Linked DNA regions of Homo sapiens: region 1 is linked to region 2. Evidence: read pairs that join two places in POLR2A ChIA-PET (ENCODE). Cell type or tissue: MCF 10A. All regions are shown on one strand. Each heading gives the region's core, and the rest is flanking DNA. Links, peaks and the distances in the headings are about the cores only.

The links. Peaks named below come from ENCODE experiments on the same cell type or tissue, not always from the same donor. Only the 100,000 strongest peaks of a DNase experiment are listed, where the experiment ranks them.
Region 1: POLR2A ChIA-PET joins it to region 2 with 5 read pairs; 3 of 35 experiments call an interaction of 5 or more read pairs at or near these places.

What each region holds. Positions count from the first base shown.
Region 1 is chr7:28,741,851-28,750,753 of GRCh38, reverse strand. The region is part of intron 7 of CREB5 (cAMP responsive element binding protein 5); the gene reads right to left. Among named protein-coding and RNA genes, the nearest start is that of TRIL, 210 kb to the left of the region's middle. In MCF 10A, for the core only: no CTCF peak of the experiment used is centred there; a DNase peak (open chromatin) is centred at 1,343.
Region 2 is chr7:28,353,538-28,362,440 of GRCh38, reverse strand. It overlaps a transcript of CREB5 not described here. Among named protein-coding and RNA genes, the nearest start is that of CREB5, 55 kb to the left of the region's middle. RefSeq lists an enhancer at 3,373-3,967. In MCF 10A, for the core only: no CTCF peak of the experiment used is centred there; DNase peaks (open chromatin) are centred at 3,730 and 7,710.

The sequences.
Region 1 (8,903 bases), core at 670-8,669, 390 kb before region 2:
AGTTTCATAGAAAATATATCTTCTCTGGGTTTAATTACCACATTGCAGAAACATCAAAATGAGGCTTAATTCATATGTTTTAATCATCTTTTACCAATTAAAATACAATAAGTATGGAAACAGCAAGCATCTCTGACTCTAATAAAAAAAGTGATATATTTCGTATTAAGCTTCTACATGTATTTCTTACATTTCTTGTGTATCACATATCTATAGTAGAGGTTAAAAATGATTTGTATATGGGGCCATTCTCTTCCTTAAAATGAGATCCACAAATTTTCTTGTCAGAAATTTATAATGTTAAGTGAAAAAGCAAGCCCAGACAACTCCATTCTATATGCCATTTCATATAAAGCTCAAAAACAAGCAAGATTAACCAGTTTATTGTTAAGATATGCATACATTTGTGATAAAACTCCTTTTAAATGCCAAAGGATGATGAGCCCCAACTTCAGGACAGTGACGACCCCAAGGGCGAGGCAGGATGGAACGTGGAAGGAACACACTGACAGTTAGAAATGACTGGTGATGCTCTGGTTCTGGGGCTGGGGGCTGGGGGCTGGGCTCATAGGTATTTGTTGTATCACTGAGCTCTACAACATAAAGATATGCCACATATATTCTCATTTCAAAAATACTAAAGGAAAAAAGAAAAAATGCATATTTCCATTTGAAATGTTGTCTATTGCTGTGACCAACAGTTAGGAAACATACTTTATCATTTACATATATTGATTTATTGTTAAAAGTTATATTTGCAGTCTAATATTATATCTAGAAAAGATATAGTGAGCTTTTTATATAATGCACGTTAAAAAAAAAAACTATCAGTTGCCAAGAATGATGTCAAATTTCAGCTCTTGGCCAACTTCTTGGCCAATTGGATTCTACTTCTGAGACATGTAAAACTATTTATCTTGCATAAAAATCTGGCAACTGCATTAAACACTTCTTCTATTCGTACTGATGTATTAGGTACCCCTAGCAACCTAATAAACACAAAATAACCTTAAAGATTGTCTTGAAAAAAATCAGCTGACTCCATCATTATGGACATTGTTGTAATGAGACCTATAAAATGCAGATGACTGATTTAAAACCAGCATCTATAGCCTTTTGTTTTAATAAATGCAACAGACAATGAACATATGGAAACTGATCCTATTTGGCCAATATACAACTGCTTCACAATTTGAAGTATCCAGTGATTTCTTGTTCAATAATAATTTCATCCACGTTATTTGTATTCAACCCACTCTCTTCTTTTAACTGTCACTTTAAGCAAGTAGACGCTCCAACCGCTGGGTGCCACTCAATGGGTTTGCAGCAGAGGAAGTAAGAGTGACTCAGATCAGAGGACTGCCTTGTAAATCAGCCACATGCAGCACTGAGACATCCATCAGGGCGGTGTGCCCTTTCCCCACTGCTGCAGTCATGAAGTCATGGGCCTGCCAAGGGGCTAAGATATTATTAAAATAAATCACTGGCCTGGAGACTTGTATTTAAATACTAATTAACTCATAAGTAAATGGGAAGGAGCTGACTTGTCTCGCCCAGAATGTTGTTTGGAAAAGTTGCTGAAATTACCACTCTGGGTTGAGGCCTCTGCTTTCACAGATGCTGAAACACTCAGAGAATAAGGGGTTGGAGCATACACCTTAGGAGGTCAGGCTTGGATTCTGCTTACAAATCCAAGTTGCAGTTGGCTCAAGGCAGTTTTAGTAGGAGCCTGAACTTTCAAGAATATTAAAGCCTCATTGATTGTTAAGTGAGACAATCAAATACATAAATCCCAGCCACCCACTCTTTGGTTGCTTTCTTTGTCCCTGTCCCTGCACAAAAGCAGCTACGACACTGGGAGAGCCCTCCAGAATAAAAACTTCATTCAGATTTTCCTCCCCTCTTGCATTTATTCCTTTCCAGGCAGAATCTCACAGAGGCTTGCAAACTCACTGTCTGGAGGGCCAAGACCTACAAACCATCTTAAAATCCTCATTGCACGCTGGGGCCTGTGCAGGCTGCTTTTCCTCACTGGCATGCCGTGGTAACTCAAATCTATCTGAGTAGAGGCTTCTTTGCTCAGCACTATGCTCCGATGCCAAGTTCTAGCTTCACTTGTTCCACAGATACTGAAGTCTCTCTTCTCAAGGATGAAGGTACCTCCACAAAGCCTGCCCTGGGTATTTAAAGAATTTTCTCCAGAACTCTGAGATTCTTCTTTTTTCATACCACTGAGCTCTAGTAATTCGTCGTCCTTGGCTTGGACACATTCTCTCTAGTTTTAGCAGGATCACACTTAGAATGCTGTCTCTGTCCTCAAGATTGCTGGCTCTGGCTTTGAGCAAAGAGCTTTTCCTTGCCCACACATTGTTCTTCCTCATAGTGACAGCTAGAGTGATAACTGGGATTTCAAAGAAGTCCTACACATATATGTGCTTGTCTCATTCATAAAATCCTGACATACCCACAGATCACAGAATTTACCACAAAATTTGGCTTGTAGAGATTTAGATTTGCATACAGTACCCATGAAGACAACTCATTTTGCTTGTCAAGAAAACAAAGCAAAACACTACACATGAGCTCTATGCTGTCCCTGTTCCCAGTGACCTGCAGACATGTTATTAAAACTCATGGTCTATTAAGTCATTATTTTTTATCCTGCTTATCCAAAGCCATCAGGTAACAAAGCAAAATCTGCAGCCAGCCACATGGCCACAGGCCCAGCTGGAATACGTTCATTGACCCTGGCCTGTGGTTCTGGCTTTCCTCCTATGGGAATGGAGACACCACCGTGAGCAGTGATTCTAGAAGGGCCTGTTAAGGACATCTTCCACAATTCTGTTCCCTCTCCTGCATCCAGCTGAGAAAGTGTGTTTCTTCAGGGGAGGGGCGCCCTTAACAAGTTAAAGGGCAAGACTGGTAAACAAAGGCTGTTTTTCAGCATCCATTACATGCTGGGAGGCTTTGATCTTCGTGTTAGGTAAAGTAGGGTCAGGATACGCTTTGCCATCACTTACAGGACAGGCACTGTGTCAGGCTGGCCAACCCAGCCTGGTGTCTGAAGCTTTCTCAGAGGGAGAGACTGGAAAAAAAACACGCTGGGACTGGTCTTCTTTGCCTGCTGTCTGGCTTCAAATTAGGGCTCAAGAATGAGTGTGTCTACTCTCTGCTCAGCTTCGGAGCAGAAAGGTGAGTCCCTTCACCACTGCAGGTTCCAGACAGCTGCCAGCAAACCCCTGTGACACAGCTTCCTTCCTCACTTAAAGGGAATTTGCTGTAACTCCCTTTGGATCGAATTCTGCTGTGCTACAGATAACTGTCTTGTTGCTCAGCCACTTTGCTATTCTAAATGCTTCTTTCTCATTATGGGACTCATTTTGGCTTCACCCTTAATGAGGAGGGATTGACACATTTATCAACTATTACAGAAGTGATGATGCTGAGAAGATTTAAATACAGACTTACAAAGAACATTGAGGCACCAAGCAGGTGCTGTGTGTGTATTTGCACACAAGTGTGTGTGCACACATTTCTGTCTCCCTGTATCTTTTCCTCTCCATCTGTCTTTCTTGTTTGTATAACATCATACACACTGGCAACCCTCATATTATTTATTTACTGCAGAGGAAAGGAATTCCACAACAGCCTCAGGAAAAAAAAAAAAAGTCTTGTTTCTAGTTTTTCTAAATGATTGAGAAGATAAGGATTTAGAAAATAAGGTATGAAAAGCCATATTTGAAATATTTCTTGAGGGGGAAGAAAAGAATCTGCCTTGTTTTGAACTGAAAACTGTTTTCTACTCTAGAGCCTCATGTTTCCACCTTCATCAGCCTTCCTGCCCTAGGAGCCTAAGAAACGTCTGGGAACCAATAACGTTTTCTCAGGGGATTTCATTACTGAAAGGGCTCATTAGGAAAGACATTAAAATACGAATTACCTCATAAACTATTTAGTTGTGTACCCAGTGGGAGTGTGCTTATTAGGGCCTGAGCTTTTCACAAATAGAGCTAATCAATTAAGCTTCATTACAAACTGAAGGGGTCTCAAACAGAATGGATAAGAGAGGGACCATCTGCAAAAGGACTTGATAGGAAGAAACCATCGCCTCTAACAACTGCTAAAGTTAATTATCAGCTTCTGGGTAGAGAAGATAATTCAAATCTTCCTGTCTTTGGACAGAATCTCTTAAGGTTCATTAGTTCCTAAAACAGTGCTTCTCACAGCTTAATGTGCTTGCGAGCTACCTGAGAATCTTATTAAAAAGCAGGTCTGAGGTGGGGCCAGGGATTCTGCATTCCTAAAGGGCTCCCCGGTGGTGCTGTGGGTCAAGGGACCCCACTTTGAGCAGCAAGGCCTTAGATTATTAAAATTTAGCTGGAAGTAGCCTTTGTGGTATTGAAACGAGCCTCTACAGACTAATGCCATGTTGAACTTACAACTTTTCTTGTTGCTTTACATAGAGTGAGAGAATGAGAAAGTTACAGGCAGACTGACCTTATAACCAAAATTTCTTTCTCTCCATGTCCCTAGAGAATTCATTTTTGCTAATATTAATGGTGGAACTTTCACGTAATACTAAAAAGGGGGCTCATTGCAAAAGTAGCTTTGTACCTCCTTAGAGATCAACTTCTAAAGGAAATTCTGGTACATTTTGAATAGTCAGATGGAAGGGGAGAGGTGGCTTTGATTTTCCCCTCAGAATGAGAAAATATTTCATCAGGCTCTGCAAATTCATGTCAAGGCACTGAGCTGAGGACAGTGAGTAGAAGCATTGATCTGGACTTCCTCCAGGAGGGCTTGAGCAGGTTCTTGGAGGAAGTGCGTGTTCTTAGGCAAAAGCAGGGAGCCAGAGCACTAAAATGTTCATCCTGAAAGCCTGGGACTTAGGTGTCCTAGCTGGTCTCTTAAAAGACAGCAACATTCACTGCCTCACTAACCACGCCACTTCTGGAAAGAAAACAGCATTGCCTCCATGGTCAGATCAAGGACTGCCAGGGGTAAGAAGGAAAGCTCTCTCCTGTCTAGACAGCTCCGGCCTGTTGCTAGAACAGCAGCATGCTCCAGAGGTGTGGATCATCTGCTCTAGCTCTTGGGGTTCTGCTCTGTAATAGCAGAATGGGTTTCTAAAGTTCACAGCCACAGCCACTGGCAGAGATGAGGTGCATCTGCGCCTGCTCCGTTCTCAGAATAGAGCTGGACACTTCTGAGAGGATCATATCACTGACACAGTGCCAAAGACCTCAGCATATTCTGAGCCTGGCTATGGATTCACAAATCAAGGCATGGAATCCCTTCCCAAATCCTGGGCTGTCCTCTAGGTCATCATCTAGCATCAAGGCTAAGAATGCAGCCAAATAAAAGCAAGCATGACATTGGGTTACAAATGTAGAGATACAGCACAAGGACCTCAAAATCTATTCCTGGTTCAGTGGCTGTCACTATTAACAAGGAAATGACTTAGGACACCTTCGTATTCCTTCCCCCAGCCTGTGTTAACAATCACACTTTCAATCAACTTCTGAGAACACTTGAATACTAGATGTTTGCCAAAACATCATTGAAAGAGCGACTACAACTTATGAATACTGTTTGCCTTCCTCTACAGAAGTGCAAGGACCAGCGTGGAGCAAGAGAGATGTTCAGGGCACAAGATTTAAAGAGATATTCACTCTCAGAATTGTGCAAATGCACAGTACACGGTCAGCATGCAGACAGCCAAGAGCAAGCTCTTTCCTATATTTGTACCCTGGGCACCTCTCTTGCCTGCTTTCAGCTTCATAAATGAACCAGTCTGCAAGCTACAATATTCTCAAGGGAGGTCTCTTCCTGAGAAAGACCAGCCCAACACAGTTAGGCTTTACAGATCCTTAGAGAACTCCCACTGGAATTCGAGATTTGATTTTGCAAAGGCAAATCATTGCATCCTGGTTAGGATTTTGTTTAAGATTTTAATATTTAAGCAATCTTCAGTTTAGGAAACTGCTATGGGCTGAATTTTGTTCCTCCCATGTCCCACCTCAAATTCATATGTTGAAATCCTAACTCCGGGACCTCAGTATGTGACTGTATTTGGAGACAGGACATTTAAAGAGGTAATAAAGGGGGCCGGGCATGGTGGCTCATGCCTGTAATCCCAGCTCTTTGGGAGGCCGAGGCGGGTGGATCACCTGAGGTCAAGAGATCGAGACCACCCTGGCCAACATGGTGAAACCCCGTCTCTACTAAAAATACAAAAATTAGCAGGGCGTGGTGGTGTGTACCTGTAATCCCAGCTACTCGGGAGGCTGAGGCACGAGAATCGCTTGAACGTGGGAGGCGGAAGCTGCAGTGAGCTGAGGTCGCATCACTGCATTCCAGCCTGGTAACAAAGCAAGACTCCATCTCAAAAAAAAAAAAAAAAAAAAAAAAAAGAGGTACTAAAGGTAAAATGAGAGGTCATATGGATGGGCCCTAATCTAATATGACTGGTGTCCTCATAAGAAAAGGAGATTAGGAATCAAATGATAGACTGGATTAAGAAAATGTGGCACATATACACCATGGAATACTATGCAGCCATAAAAAATGATGAGTTCATATCCTTTGTAGGGACATGGATGAAATTGGAAACCATCATTCTCAGTAAACTATCGCAAGAACAAAAAACCAAACACCGCATATTCTCACTCATAGGTGGGAATTGAACAATGAGATCACATGGACACAGGAAGGGGAATATCACACTCTGGGGACTGTGGTGGGGTCGGGGGAGGGGGGAGGGATAGCATTGGGAGATATACCTAATGCTAGATGACACATTAGTGGGTGCAGCGCACCAGCATGGCACATGTATACATATGTAACTAACCTGCACAATGTGCACATGTACCCTAAAACTTAGAGTATAATAAAAAAAAAAAAAAAAAAAAAAAAGAAAAGGAGATTAGGACACAGACACAGCAGAGAAGAAAGACCGGGGAAGGACACAGGGGGAAGTTGGCCATCTACAAGCCAAGGAGAGAGGCCTGAAACAGATTCTTCCCCGCACAGCCCTCTGGAGGAATCACCCCACTGACACCTTGATCTTGGACTTCCACCCTCCAGAATTTTGAGACTGGAGAAATGAATTTCTGTGGTTTAAGCTACTCAGTCTGCGGTATGTTGTTGGGATATCGCTAACAAACCAATACAGAAACAAACAGTTTCCTAAGCTTTTCGTTTTCTTTCTTTTTTATTTTTTGAAACAGGGTCTCACTCTGATGCCAAGCTAGAGTGTAGTGGTGCAATCACAGCTCACTGCAGCCTTGACTTCCTGGGCTCAGGTGATCCTCCCATTTCAGCCTCCCAAGTAGCTGGGACTACAGGTGCACACCACTATACCCAGCTAATTTTTGTATTTTTTGTAGAGATGAGGTTTCACCAGGTTGCCCAGGCTGGTCTCAAACTCCTGGCCTCAAACAATCCTTCTATCTTAGCCTCCCAAAGTGCAGGGATTACAGGCGTGAGCCACTGCAGTCGGATAGAGACAAATCTTTTTCTAAGTTTTCTAATGTCCACTTCCCTGGGTTTCCTCCCTGCCATGTTTTGGCAAAAAATAGCCTTGAATCACCAGGGACAATGAGCTATATAGCACCTTAGGGCCTACACTGTCATCCAAGTCTCAACACTCGATTAGTAAAAGCAAAATAAGCTGGGCACGGTGGCTCATGCCTGTAATTCCAGCACTTTGGAAGGCCGACGCCGGCAGATCACTTGAGGTCAGGAGTTCAAGACCAGCCTGACTAACATGGTGAAACCCTATTTCTACTAAAAATACAAAAAATTAGCTGGACATGGTGGTGCACACCTGTAATCCCAGCTACTCAGGAGTCTGAAGCAGGAGAATCGCTTGAATCTGGAAGGTAGAGGTTGCAATGAGCCAAGATCGCACCATTGCACTCCACCTTGGGCAACGAGAGTGAAACTCCATCTCAAAAGAAAAAAAAAGCAAAATAAGAAAAAGCAACAGTGTGTGATACTACTTGAAAATTTCCCAAGTATATCCTGAGAGGTGAATGAGGATTAGTGAGTAACTTATGTTTTAAGAAATCATGAATACAATTTCTAGGTGGACAAAAATGTCAGACAATGTTGGTGTTAGTAATGATGAGGAGGAGATGAAGGGTTTGCTCATTTTCTTTTCTTTCCTTTTCTTTTCTTTTTTTTTGAGACGGAGTCTTGCTCTGTGGCCCAGGCTGGAGTGCAGTGGCGCCATCTCGGCTCACTGCAAGCTCCGCCTCCCAGGTTCACGCCATTCTCCTGCCTCAGCCTCCCGAGTAGCTGGGACTACAGGCACCTGCCACCATGCCTGGCTAATTTTTTGTATTTTTAGTAGAGATGGGGTTTCACCATGTTAGCCAGGATGGTCTCGATCTCCTGACCTCATGATCTGCCCGCCTCGGCCTCCCAAAGTGCTGGGATTACAGGCGTGAGCCACCGCGCCCGGCCGGGTTTGCTCATTTTCTAATATGAAGTAAGCACATAGAATTGCTTCAATTAGTTCAGCCCTTGCAGTGGGTAGATTTAATCCTTCTGTAGGTCATTTCCATCACTCCCATCTCTGGTTTCAATGGTAATAAGAATCAATTACTCAGACATCAAAAAGTCATAATATGTTAATCAAATGTGAGAACACCACACTATGGATTTTTTTTTTTTTTTTTTTTTTAGAGGGAATCTCACTCTGTTGCTCAGGCTGGAGTGCAGTGGTGTGATCTCTGCTCACTGCAACCTCCGCCTCCCGGGTTCAAGCAATTCTTCTGCCTCCGCCTCCCAAGTAGCTGGGACTACAGGCGCACACCACCACGCCTGGCTAATTTTTGTATTTTTAGTAGAGACAGGGTTTCACCATGTTGGCCAGGCTGGTCTCGAACTCCTGACCT
Region 2 (8,903 bases), core at 262-8,261:
TGACTAAAATATTTTAAGCCACTAAACACATGTGATTTCTTACTATTTTTTTCAAAACAGGAAGTGAAGCTTATCAGATTTTTCTTTTTCTAACAGTCATACTTCAGGTCCAGAGAAACAACCTAAATTAAAAATAAGTATTAATTAATTTGTTAATTTCTCTTTTTTGTGCTTATCACTAGCCAGTGCCATTGCTTGGCTGGACTATTCCCAGATGGACACAAAATGTAAGTTTCCATTCTATACAGATATTAAAATAGGGTTTGGCAAACACTAAAGGTAAAATGGGATGAAAAAAGATAGCTTCAAATGTATATTTTACAATAAGTATACTATGTACTTCTGAGAATTTGCTTAAATCAATATTTTAAGTCATATTGTTGCCCAATTCTATTAGCCAAATGTAAAGGGTTCACCACAAGGGAAGAGCTAAAACACTTTGCTAATTTATGTTTATTGATAAGGACCTGGCTGGAGGAAGAAGATTCAACTTTTACTTCAATAAAGAACTTAGAACTTAATATTCCTGCAGTGCTAGTGGGAAAATTACAATTAGAAGCTCTTTGCTGTTTTGTTAGGCTACAAATCCATGCCTCCATCCCCAGCCCCTCTACCAAAAGACACAATACAGAGTGCTATTGTTCTATGCATTGGGTCATTGGTGGGCAAGTGATCAGTCAAGAGTTTTGGCTGCAAGCAACAGAACAAACTCTGGAAATGTATTGAATGCTGTGGGAGCCCTGCTGAGTCCGCAGGAGGCTGAAAAGAGGCCCTGAAAAAGACAGGAACCAAGAGGCTCTATGGAGTTTGAAAGCAGGCCCCAGAGGAATAAACTCAAGCAGGAACCCTGAGGTCAGCAAACTGCTGCATGTTTTTATCACTTCTTCCACTCAAGAGTCAACACCCTGGAAGAAATTATTTGGCCAATGTCAGGTCATATGCCCACCACCTAGCTGGGCTGGGGCAGGGAAAAGGATGTGGCCTCTTTTGCTTCCTTAGAGAGGCATCTGGATTTATGTTGCCACCAAGGCCTCACAATGATTGGAGGGAAGAAATTCTCAAAAAGAAAACTGGTGTGTAGGCAGCCAAAGCAATATGAACATTGACTCATGTAAAATTAGGAAGGGTTGATGATGAAGGACTGCAAATATGTAGGAAGGATTCTAGAAAGAGCCATAACGGGAACACTGAGCATGAAATAGGCTATGAACGCAACATATGCCAGGCACTGAGCTATGAGTTAGTTGCGCTGCTTTATTCAACCTCCGTGCAATAAGTAATCTTATTATTACAGTTATTTCTGTCCTACAGTAAGTTTTTTTTTAGCTGAGGTTTATTAAAATAAATCAGAGGTGTTTAGCCTCAGGACTATTGACATTGGGGGTCAGATAATTTTTTGTTGTGGAGGGCTGTTCTGTGCATTACAGGATGTTCAGCAGCATCCCTGGCCCCTATCTACTAGATGCTGGTAGCACCCTGCCCCTCAGTGGTTACAACTAAAAATGTCTGTAGACATTGCCAATATCCCTGGGGTCAAACAAAGCTTCCCCCAGTGGAGAATCACTGACAAAAACTATTTTTCCCATCACACACCACTAGGAATGATTGCTCCCAGACCAGTACCAACCCAGAACACAAACTGCTAACTATGCTTGTGACAGACTACACGTTTTATAAGGCACTTTCTATTTTTTAAGTGTTATTACATATTGAAAAATTATATATATTTATGGGGCACAAAGTGATATTATATGTATACAATGTGGAATGATTGGATCAAGTTAATTAGCTTATCTATTACCTCAAATTCCATTTATTCCTCCAGTCTAACTGAAATATTGTACCCTTTGACCACATCTCCCTATTTCCCCCACTCTCTGCCTTTCGTAACCACCACAGTACTCTCTGCTTCTGTGAGTCTGACTGTTTTAGATTCAACATATAAGTGAATCTAAAACATGTAGTATTTGTCTTTCTGTGCCTGGCTTATTTCACTTACCATAATGTCCTCCAGGTTCATCCATGTTGTTGAAAATGACAGAATTTCTTTTTAAAGGCTGAATAACATTCCATTGTGGATAGATACCCTATTTTTTAATCTATTCATTCACTGATGTAAACTTAGGTTGATTGTATAACTTGGATATTGTGAATAATGCTACAAAAACATGGAAATGCCAATATCTCTTCAACATACTGATTTCCAATTGTTTAGATATATAACCAGAAGTAGATTGTGGACCATGTGGTAATTCTATTCTTAGCTTTTTGAGGAATCTCCATATGGTTTTTCACAGTGGTTGTACCCATTTCCATTCCCACCAACAGTGCACAACTGTTCCCTCTCCACATTCTCACCAACTCTTATTATCTTTCATCTTTTGAGAATAGTCATTCTGACCGGTATGAGATGATACCTCATGGTGGCTTTAATTCGTGTTTCCCTGATGATTAGTGATGTTGAGCATTTTTTCATATATCTGTTGGCTATTTGTATGTCATGTTTAGAGAAATGTCCCTTCAGGGCCTTTGCCTATTTTTTAAATCAGGTTATTTGTTTCCTTGCTATTGAGTTGTTTGAGTTCCTTATATATTTTGGATGTTAACTCCTTATCAGATATGTGCCTTACCAGTATATTTTTTCTAATTTGTATATTGTCTCTTTACTCTGTCGATTGTTTTCTTTGATGTACAGAAGCTTTTTAAGTTTGATGTAATCCTATTTATCTATTTTTGCTTTCATTGCCTGAGCTTTTGAGGTCCAATGCAAACGATCATTGCCTAGACCAGTGTTGTGTGGTTTTCCTGCTATGTTTTCTTCTAGTAGTTTTACAGTTTCAGGTATGATGTTCAAGTATTTAAATGATCATGAGCTGATGTTTGTATATGGTATGAAATAAGAGTTCAATTTCGTTCTTCTGTACATGGATATCCAGTTTCCTCAACACCCTTTATTGAACAGACTGTCCTTTCCCCATTGTGTGTTCTTGGTATCTTTGTCAAAAATCAATTGGCCGTAAATGCACGGATTTACAAAGTACTTTCACACAGATTATTTCATTAGTGTCTCTGACAACGCTCTTATAGGGGAGGTAAGACAAGTTTGGCTGTCTTCATATTTCTTTTGAGGAAATGCAGCTTCAAAGAGATTGTGATTTGCTTAACATATCTCAACTATCTCTTTATCCAGCCAGTACTTAAAGCTTTTTTTTTTTTATTTGTTTTGTGTGTGTATTCGCTTTTTTGGGTTTTTGTTTGTTTGTTTCGTTTTGGGTTTGGGATTTTTTTCTTCCTTCTTTCCCACCCTATCCAGTGTTTTTTCCACCTACCACAGTTTTACAAATGACAGAATTTAAATTGGGAATAAATTCATTGATCAAAATATTAAAGAGAAACAAATTCTCCTGAATGATTAGCTCCTATATTTTGAAAGAAGTAAAAAGTCAGAAAGAAGAAAAGAAAGGAGAGGGGAAAAGAAAGAAGGAAAAATGAGAATGCATCTGGCTGCCCTGAGGGGTTCTCCTCACCCCTATTAACAACTCCCCAATACGTATACCAAGTCACTTTGCACCTCAAAGAACTAAGGGGGAAGAATCCTTCAGGCTTCATCTCAGGATGGCTCTATATTCCCTCTAACATGCTGAGGCATTGTTTCATTTCTGACTCAGAGGGAGGACTGACTCACAAATACCACTTTACCACTTGGTCTTTCATTGACAGTGTCATGGCCAAGACCAGGTCAAATGTAAGGCAGCTTGGAGTAAGAGATCAGATGAGCTCATGGCCCCAGGCAGGACGGCTGCAGATGCTGGGGAAAGAAAGACTTCGACAGCTGGGATGTTCGTGACTTAAAAGCAAAACAAAAGTTCTGGCTAATTGGCAATCAAGGCAAAGTCTAAAAAGAAAACAACATGCTTTGGTTAACCACCAGAGCTCCCGGCCTGTCCCATCTGCTAATAAGTGGTGACCAACAGTGATATCCAAGAACCACTAATGGTCCTGATGCTGACCGCACACCATCAGTGGTCTCTCCAGCCACAAGTGGCCGTGTCAAGTCCCAGAGACACAGCAGCTGCCTCAGCTGGGGAATGTGTGATGGTTGGGGTCCACAGGTGGGACAGTGGGAGATCTGAGAGTCGTGTGAGCAGGAGTCCCCAGTTAAACCAGCTTAGCAGCTCTTCTCCTTATGTTTTAACCCAGTGTTTATGATAAGGTAGACAGAGCCTGTGAGGTCAGCGGAGCATATTTAAGCCCCCGTTCTGATTGTCAGAGGACATGACCTTGACCATGGTCCTTCATTTCTTTTGGACTTCAGTTGTTGTGCAGACTGAAAAAAAGTGTGTATGCAAGATGCCTCAGACAATGCATGACATACAGTAGGTGCTTAGTGAAGGCTACCAGCTCCTTCACTGTAGAACCCCCAAAACTCGGGCTCTTTTTTCCACACTGGCCTCTTCCTCTGCTATCAATAAGCACATACTAAATCCAATGATATGAGTTTAAATTCTGCCCCCACCCACCTTACACCACCCATAACACCCCAAAATACCCTTTCCTTTCACTTTAAAGATCTTTCCTTTCTTTCATGAACCACAGCCACTTCCAAGAATTCCTTAATAAAAGCTCTGACTTGTGTAGAGTGGTACTAAATGCTATTCCAAGCATTTGCCTCCACAGTTAACTTCTGGCACAATACTGTATTTACTTAGTTCTTGTACATTGAAGAACTCCAATGCATATACTCCGTGTTCCCCAGGAGCATGTGCTAAGTGACATACATCCATGCACACGAAGTCACGCATCTCTAAAGCAGAGAGATAAAAGCCTAGCAGGAAAAGGAAAAGAAGGATTGAGAGTAATTTTATTTTCTTTTTCTTCATTGCTTAAGTGAAAAAAGACCCACGAAAAAAATTTTTCTTTAAAAAAATCCAGATTAATAGAATTCTTATCCAATGACTGCAAACAGCAAAATCCTAAATAAATCATACAAACACTTAAATACCAAATTTACTATACCTCCCTTCATCTTCAACAAGTTATATGGGCAGGTCCAACCTGATTTTCTCCCAGTAAAGACGTCTGCTTGCAAGAAAAGAAAGGAAACTCAGAAACCCTTTCAAATGAAAATGTAAAAATCTGATGGACATTGAAAGTTATTCCCAGAGGAAGCTGCTTTTCAAATAAGAATCTAGATCCATGCTGAAGAAAGATGTGCTGTAGAATTTGGACATCAGCAAGGTGAGATTTAAGAAGCCAGCAACACAGCCTTCCCTTAACTCTCTCTGGAGAGTGGGAAATATTCTTCAATTTAGCATTTGTTTCTTGACCCACACCAGGTAACTCCTTCTGTGGCTTTAGCGAGGGATGCAGGGAAAAAAGAAAGAGGAAAGTGAGTGTGTGCCAGGGCCCTTGGCATTTTTGTCTTATTACTTGTTACAGAACAGCTTCCTCCGCTATATAATCACGTGTGGTAGAGTTGCTGGTTGTTTCCCAGTGTCCATGTTGCCCTTCTTTATGGTGATAACACTGTTAACCCCCAGGAAAGGAGACACACTGTCAGTTCCCTTGCAGCCACAGACGGCCGTGTGACTTAGCTCCGGCTGACGACAAGTGCCATGTGGCAGCATCCAGAAACCTAATTAAGAAACAGTGTGTGTGTGCCCTTTGTCAATTCTCATCCTGTGGCCGAAACACAGCACTCCGTGTAGCAAAGCCACACACCAGGGGCAGCCTGTCTCCCTGCCCCAGGAGTACCACAGCAGCCCTAGGCCATCTACCTGTACTTTTACATGACACATAAAGGAACTTATTCAAGTGATTCCTTTGGGTTTTATCTCACTTGTAGCTGAATGCAATGCTAACCAAGACAACAGGTGAGGGTAGGTTATCACGTTCGCCCCCAAAAGCCTATTGATCGGTCTGCCCGTGGGTTTATATCTGTGGGCCAGCCTGGGTAAAGGATCAACACATGTATCACTTCACCTCTAGTTAAGTGCATTCAGAGTACCAAACCATTGCCTAAAACGACGTTGTAAAAATAAAACCTATTGCTAAGTAGAGAGGGTGTTTCACACAAACCCATGTATGCACACACATCTGTGTGTTATAATACAAATACATACCCACTTCATTGAGATAGCAGCTGTGGAAGTGGAAATCCTTCTTTCCAGCATGCTACATCTGGGTAAACTCCAAGAGCCAATTGCCATTCACTTTGTCGGAGAGTAGAAAATGACTCATTGTATCTAAAATGGGCTTAAGTGCCCCCTGATTTATTTACCTATCTGCATTCAATTAGAAAAGTGCCGTTCTTTCCTATTTATTTATAGACGTCATTTTGGTTATGCTGGTGCTTTACTCTATGTTGTTCACTTCTTCCGAACAGAGAGGCGTGTTTACAAAGCTCTTACCCGTAATTAGTGTCACTCAGTGGAACAAGGCACCTCTGTTTTATACCTGCCACAGCTGTCATGCTCTCCTCACAACGAATTGCCCTGATGGACGACTTGAGTCACTCGTTTCTTCAGAAAGTAGCATTAAAAAGTGTTATTGCAGTGGGCCTGGCACTCAGGGAAGCCATATCAGGTGTTACGCTCTGTGACAGCCCCGAGCTCAGAGAGAGCCTCCTCTTATTACATTTCCAGTTAATTATTCCTGTACTTTTCAATAGCTGCGTGTCATAAAAATGCGGCAGGTAGTCGATTCGGATTAGCTTTATCCTGTCAGGTGATGGCAGACCTCAGATGACATGTTAATCAGTGGCTGTTGGCATGGGTATGCTGTACATGCGAATACCATTTAAGTGGTGGCAGGGGGAGCATTTTTATGGGTATATATTTCATTAGAATTTCAATAAAAGGGCTGTGTCTGTCTGAGAAAAATATAACAGGCTCCACTGCTGTGTTTAATCTTTTCTTTAGGACACTCTTCTATTAACATAAATTGCTTGAAGGAAAAGTATGTTGTAATATTTTTCTCCAAACATAAAGTCTTATTATGATTTTAAGAAATCATGTAATAAAAAAATTTCATGATTCTCTCTACTATGACTGCGGGTGTCTCAGATGAAATCACAGGCCAAATGGACTTTGTTTCATGCCATGCCAAGGGTCAGCAGAAAGAAACTGAGCCACGGCTGAAGGAATCCACCAGACCTCCTCTGTCCTGTCCAGAGCAGGTGCTGCACATGCACGCTTTCATCCCAAAGGGAGCAGGAGCTTCACAGAGCTCTGTCTTGTAACCTGTCACCATAACAGATGCACTATAGAAATGTCCTTCTCTTGCTTGAAGAATCCAGGCAGTGCATACACAGTCAAAATGAAATAGAAAATTGCAAGTCACTTGCATTAATGCATGTGACTTTCCTAGGGATGTTTTCTGCTGCAACGGAAGACATAACCAACAGTGGCTTAAACCAGAGGCACATTTACTGCTTGCTTAACAAGCCATGCGGGGGTGGCTAGGCCCCATTGGTTTAGAGGAATGCTGTCATCTGAAACCCAGGCTCTTTCCATCCTTTTGCTCCATGCAGGCATTCATCCTTACGTCTGTGACTTCACGGTTAAAAGATGGGTCCAGATGTCAGCTTCTTACACAGCCTCCTAGTGAGCTTCTCCCATTATCAACAAGTTAAACTCTCTCCCAGAAGCCTGCAGCCACACTGAGTCACATGGCTACCCCTTGCCAAATGGCTGGGAAAACAAGCATCTGGGTTCTTAAGTCTCTGGGATGTGGGCAAAGGAGGGAAGGGTTGATGAGTCAACCAACAGAGTCTGGCACAGGGAGGGCCCTGGCACTGCAGTGACGTGGGAGCTTGAATTAGGTTGTAACCTTTTGTATTAGTCAGGGTTCTCTGGAGGGACAGAACTAATAGTATAGAGAGATACATATAGAGGGGAGTTTATTAAGCATTAACTCACATGATCACAAAGTCCCACAATACGCCGTCTGCAAGCTGAGGAGCAAGGAGAGCCAGTTTGAGTCCCAAAACTGAAAAACCTGGAGTCTGATATTCGAGAGCAGGAAGCATCAGCATAGGAGAAAGACATAGGCTGGGAGGCTAGGCCAATCTAACCTTTTCATGTTTTCCTGGCTGTTTTATATCCTGGCTGCGCTGGCAGCTGATTAGATGGTGCCCACCCAGATTAAGGGTGGGTCTGCCTTTCCCAGCCCACTGACTCAATGTTAATCTCCTTTGGCAACACCCTCACAGATGCACCCAGGATCAATACTTTGCATCCTTCAATCCAATCAAGTGGACACTCAGTATTAACCATCACGCCTTCCTTCCATACTTAATTTAGACATGCAAGCACTCCTTAGTAGTACACAAATTTATTCTCTATCCTGCTGGCAGAAGGATCGTGCCTAAATTTTATTCTGATCAAGTCCCTCTTCTGCTAAAAATTCCAAATGACTTCCTGCTTATCTCCAGATATAGTCCAAGCTCCTTAATCTGCTTAATAATGTCTTTAATGGTGTCTTACTACCTCTAGAGCTTTGTGTGTCCACTTCATCACCCTTTGTGCTTGACACCTTGCTTATCTGAGCTACTTTCAGTTTTCCTACTGCACCCCATTCTCTCATTTTTTTTTTTTTGAGATGGAGTCTTGCTTTGTTCCCCAGGCTGGAGTGCAGTGGTGTGATCTCTGCTCACTGCAAGCTCCGCCTCCTGGGTTCACGCCATTCTCCTGCCTCAGCCTCCCGAGTAGCTGGGACTACAGGCGCCTGCCACCACACCCAGCTAATTTTTTGTATTTTTAGTAGAGACGGGGTTTCACCATGTTAGCCAGGATGGTCTCGACCTCCTGACCTCGTGATCTGCCCGCCTCGGCCTCCCAAAGTGCTGGGATTACAGGTGTGAGCCACCGCGCCTGGACCCGTTCTCCCATTTTTGTATGCTG